Linked DNA regions of Homo sapiens: region 1 is linked to region 2. Evidence: chromatin contacts called from ENCODE Hi-C or POLR2A ChIA-PET data. All regions are on one chromosome and are shown on one strand. The core of a region is the stretch at or near the end of the contact, and the rest is flanking DNA. Distances in the headings are between cores, read along the strand shown.

Region 1 (2,700 bases), core at 63-2,562, 170 kb after region 2:
TAATGTTATCAGCTGCCCTTTTGGAGCTCAGCTTGAAAGTGTGACTAAAGCTCCTCTGGCTGCTATAAAGCTAGTACTTTAGACTTAAAGCATTGTAAGGCAGATGCCTCAGAGTGGAAAGTTGCCCGGGCCTGGCCGGGAGCTAGTGGAGCAAGTTACAGGAAGAACTAGTGCCTAGAGCTGGGGGGTGGAGAGAGCACTTGTGCCTCACCCTTTGCCTGTCAGTTGTTCAGCGTGTAACAGTTCCCTGCTTCTTAGGTTCTTTCTGTACCCTTTTATAAGGGTGTATCCCCTTTTGGTAACTTACTGTTTGTTAATTTGTAGTGTTCCCTGCCAGTAAGCTTGTAACACTCTAGTGACTCACCTTCGGGTGGGAGGGTAGGAAAGGGAGAGGCCTGCCTCCTAAACCTGGGAAGATGGGGAGAGAGTGGTAAACCTGAGAGCCCAAAAAACAAACCAAAACAAAAAAACAAAAAAAAAGATGCCTTTAAAAATTCAGTTAGATGTTTGCCCAGATGAGGGCTAACACTTAAAATATACAGATTCCTGGGAATGTTATTCCTAAATTGCATTCAAAAATAAAAGTGAACTCAACATCTTATAGCACAATAGGCTTGGCACTCATCCATGCTCCATGCCAGTACCCTCAGTCATTGTTTTCGGATTATTTTAGCAACAAATGAACAGATAAGTGACTTTCCATTCAAATCAGGCTATGTTCTTTTAAATATATCTAAACTTAAGAATAAGAAAGGCTTTAACTAAAATAGCTTTGAAGGATTTTGTATGGTAAAGTAAAATTGGTTTCTTCACTTAAAAACAAACAGGTTTAAAAGTAAAATAAAATAAAAGCCCTGAAGCTTCAGTTTCTCATCTGGCTTTTGGATAGAATGCTCATCCTGGGGATCAAGTGAAGTAATCTATGTTCTGTTTATGGAAGGAGTGCTGTGCCAGCCTGAGTTGTGGCTATTGTTATTGGGCTTACATAGGTACAGTAATTAGAGCCAAGAGAAGATCAAATCTTTACAGACTGGGTTTGTTGTTCGTCAGTAAGTCATTAGCCCTTGCAAAATTAGAGAGCAGTTTTTCTTTCACCATGAGAACATATTAAGGTTTGAAAATAATGGGAAATACTGTTAATTGCCCTTCATAGGAAAGTCAAGTAGAGGTGTCAATTGACATTATTGCAACTGTTATCTTCGCTCAACAAGCAAATCTCCTGTTTAATAGCATCTTTCTGTCTACTTTCACTTCTCAGGTGAAGGACTTTGTTCGCGGTTGATGATCATTTTTACGTTTTTGAAGTCTTGCAAAATAAAATGGGCTTTTCGGCCTTCTGTGATGAGAGGGAGCCTGAACATTTGTGCTGTGCTGACTTCTTCTAGCTGCCGAGGGCTCTCTGCCAGCCAACAGGCTAGAAGAAGAAACCCGAGTGTCAGATCAGATGGGCTCACAGTAATCAGAGTGGCTGGGTTTGGACGGCAAAGCACCAGGCAAAATGTTTCCCATCCCTGCCAGAGCTGTCCAATTCTAGATTACACTGAAAGTACATGTCCAGTACATGATAATGTGCAGTAGAGAGAACTGTAAAACCTACTCACTCATTTTAAAACTCTCCATTTATATATTTTGGGGGAGGGATGTGGAACCTAGTCAGGTCTGAACTTTCTCACGTTGCTATGAATTGAGTGTATGAGAGGAAGTGTGTATTCTTTGGCTGGAGTCATAGAGAGACTGTTCTTAGCATATGACTCACCTCATTAGTTGTGCTGAAATCTGTTGTCAGGAATCCACAAGAAGTTCTTCATATTTATTTTGTGTTTCGGATAGCAGATTCTGTTACGAAAGAAGTACCCTTCACCCTACACTTTCTCTTTGGTTTGGTTTTTATTTGCATCCTGAGCAAAGGGATTTTTGATCAATAGACCTCATTCCTTTGTTCCTTTGTGACTTTACAGTGAATCTCTTTATCTGGTTTTAGACCTCACTTACTAGTTCCTTTGTGAGTTATGATGAAATATATCTGCACGTGATCTCTTTCCAGTTTTATTCAAACCCTATTTAGTAATGACTATTGGCTGTCTCAGTGATTTGATAAGTTGATTCATGATAGTTCGTGCTTTGTCCTTGGGACTTGTATTGTTTGGGAGCCTGATAATCAGTGTAAGATTTTGTGACTCAGTGGGCCTTGCTGTGTAGATCGGTGAGCTGTGATTGCTCTTTCTAGTCTGTTACCATGTAGGGGCAGGTCCCTAATGCACTTTGGGGTTATCCTCTTGTGTGTTTCTTTTATCTTCCACATGATGCTTCCATGGCACCATATTTGTTTTATTATTTCAATTCATGTGACATTTCTTTAGGGCCTTGGACAGCCTTTATCCTCTTCAGCCTGGCAGTCATTTTCCTTCCTAGCCTAGGCTTCAGGGTACTAATTGAGGAGTGATCAGGACTTACTGGGAGTTGATCTGGTCCTCTCATAACGCATATGCTGATTATTAATCAGTTGTCTCTAACCAGAGCAATCTGGTAAAATGAAAAAAAGGAGGGTAAGGTGGTCAGCAGAAAGGGGGAGTTAAGGAATAAGTAGAAAGTTTTAACCCTTCATAACCCATGCACCTAATGTAGAGGTAGAATTTTCCATTGAAGAAACTGAAGTTTTTGTCTGATTGTTCTTAATAACTGTAAAAGCAAAAATATATC
Region 2 (2,700 bases), core at 23-2,522:
GACTTTAGGCAAGTTGGCCTCTCTGGTCTTCTATCATCCTCGTTGTGAAGAGAAGGAGTTTGGACAAGCAAATCATTAAGATCTCTGTAGGTCACAACAATAATAATAGTTAACATTAATCAAGTCATTACTAAGGGCCAGGACTTTTTCTAAGTGCCTTATGTTCAGTCTTATATAATTCCCACAACAGGAGGTAGGTGCTAGTGTTATCATTCTCTTTTTGGAGGTGAGAAAACTGAGGAACAAGGTAATTTGCCCAACGTCACATAAAGAGCAGGAACAGAGTTGAGAAACCATACATTTAACCACACAATGATCTTTCTTCTGTAACTGATAGGATTTATATTATTGGTTGCCTTGAATGAATGGCAACTAAAAGTAACCGCATTTGATTACTTCTTTGTTAGCCTGCCTAGTTTTTTCCTTCTGTAGATAGAAAATAGAGTATGTCTTTTAAGACTCTATCATAATGGCTAAGGCATAGTAAGATCTCAATAAGTATTTGCTTATCTGATTTTTTATTGTTTTTAAATGGTATGAAAAAGACATGAAAACAAACAAAAATAAACCAAGAAGAAGGAGAAAAGAATGAGGCTGCGTAACTAGAGAAACAATCTGACTCCTGCCTCCTAATATGAACTTAACCAGAGAATAATTCAAAGATGAAATGCAATATGAGCCCATACACCTCTCATCCACACTGAAACAACAACAACAAAAATTAGCCTGGTTGCAGAAACTCCATTATTGACTTTGGCAGTGCTCTCCCCATCTCTTTGTGCCAATAAAGTTATTAGAATTGAATTGAGAGAGGCAGATACACAAGGAGGGCTGAGATAAAGATGCTGAGCAGTTGAAATCAGTGGCTCATGGAGCTGATCCCCTGCCAAAGACTACAACTCCTGGGAGGAATCCACCACTCTGGCAGTGACCAGGCACTGCGGAAGCTGCTGGTCAGGTTTCTGGAGGGAACTCCCAGGTAGCTGGGGACTGACAGCTGTGGGAAGACAGAAAAGAGCACCATTCCCATTACCAAGAACCAGACAGGCCAGCACTCCCCAGGCTTCAGAACAGTGTGGCTTTGCTAGTCTCACCATCCTCCCCAGGCTGTCAAAGCGGGGAGAGGAGGCAGAGAGGAACGGTGGGAGAGAACATAGTGTGATTCACAATCTGTTTGTGACAGGAAGAAAAAGTGGCTTAATAACCCACAGCCAGATTAATGGAATATTCCTTCTCTTCCCTGGCAGGGTTGGTCCTTTGGTGCCATCACCCATAAAACAGACGGCCGCCAGAGGAGCCATGGAGCTAATTAACAAATCTGCCCCCAAGTGTGCCAAAACCCATTCCACTGGAACTGCAAATATTTAAAGTGTTTAGACACTGGTTTAATGAGAAAAACACTAGTATGTTCTAGAAGCCATTGTGACTACTTGGCATCTTCTAGCCACTTACACCTTCTCAATCAGCTGCCTCTCCACCCTCTCCTACATAGGTCCTGAGTGTCTTCCTTTCATTCTTGTTCTCAATCATCTGCCCACCAACCTTGAAGCATCAAAGCCACCATTTAAAGTTTGCGTCCGAACCTTTGAGAATGCTTACTCCTTTGTGAATCTGTATGAAGAAGATCCCGGCAAGGATATGGACTTTAGTTGTGTGTATATTTGTTTCTCTGTGTGCATATTTTATACAACAATATTAATAGTAACCAACATCTGTTGAGCATATGGTATGTGTTATGCACTATTTTAAGCACGTGGAGTGCTTAGGCAATCTGTATAGCCCAAGAGGGACAAACCTAAGAATACTGACATAAGAGGTTCTCCAATAACCCTAGCCAAAGCTCCACCCACTTGCCCAGAGATTTTAATCAGCATAAGAGCATCCAATCAGATTAAAAAATCCATACTCTTAATCATGATAAGGTATCCCAATATTACCAAACACCTGAAGAAAGCTAATATTGTGGATGACAAACAGCAAAACAAGCAACAAACAGCATTGTGTGGGGGAATAAGAATATGCAGGGAGAGGAGAATGAAAGTGCATGTATATATTATTTCTTTACAGAGATAAGAGAAGATAATATATCCCAGAAAAGAGAACAGGACAAAACAAAAAAGGAACATTCAGAGGCCAAAATTGGATTCTTGGAAATTAAAACCATGATAGTAGAAATGGAAAAACTCAGTAGTAAATCTTCCAAAAAGTAGAGCAAAAAGTCAAAGAGATAGAAAATTGGAGAGAAAATAAAACAAAATGAGAAGACTGGTCCAAGAAGTTCAATATTTAAATAATAGGAGTTCAGAGACAGAGAAGAAAGAAAACAGAAAGGGGGAAACCATAAACTGGTTCAACAAAATTTCCCAGAGATAAAAGACAAAATTTTTAAGTTTCCAGGAATACATGAAATGCCCAACACAACAAATAAAAACAAATCCACATTTAGCCACCTAGTTGGAAAATTAAAAAAAAAAAAAGAAAACTTGCTGGGGGGAAGCAAGTCTATAAGAGTTCAGAGCATCACAAGTCACATACAAAGGAGCAGAAGTTAAAGTGAATTTGGGCTTCTCAATAGCATCAGTGGAAATTGAGGCAATATAGTCAAAGTTCTGAAAGGAAATGCTCTCCAACTTGGAATTTTGTACCTAGCCAAATTATCAAATAAGTGTGATGATAAAATAACACACTTTTAAATATGCA

The links. A loop is a pair of places that touch in the nucleus more often than their neighbours do. ChIA-PET counts read pairs that join two places held with the same protein, here RNA polymerase II (POLR2A). Pooled maps may share reads with other maps.
Region 1: a pooled map shows a loop between it and region 2 (2.0-fold over the local background). The contact joins two enhancer-like sites. A Hi-C loop is called at or near these places in 1 of 168 maps with a recorded cell type or tissue (heart left ventricle) and 2 of 50 pooled maps. POLR2A ChIA-PET finds 5 or more read pairs at or near these places in 2 of 52 experiments (OCI-LY7 and T-cell).

Annotation. Positions count from the first base shown.
Region 1 is chr1:116,376,324-116,379,023 of GRCh38, forward strand. All of the region lies in intron 1 of ATP1A1 (ATPase Na+/K+ transporting subunit alpha 1), which reads left to right. Among named protein-coding and RNA genes, the nearest start is that of ATP1A1, 4.4 kb to the left of the region's middle. RefSeq lists an enhancer at 1,500-1,549. Within about 2 kb of position 1,313, at least 34 of the 41 ENCODE cell types and tissues checked have a DNase peak (open chromatin) inside an H3K27ac peak, as active enhancers do.
Region 2 is chr1:116,202,364-116,205,063 of GRCh38, forward strand. No RefSeq gene overlaps it. Among named protein-coding and RNA genes, the nearest start is that of MAB21L3, 92 kb to the left of the region's middle. Within about 2 kb of position 1,273, at least 2 of the 41 ENCODE cell types and tissues checked have a DNase peak (open chromatin) inside an H3K27ac peak, as active enhancers do.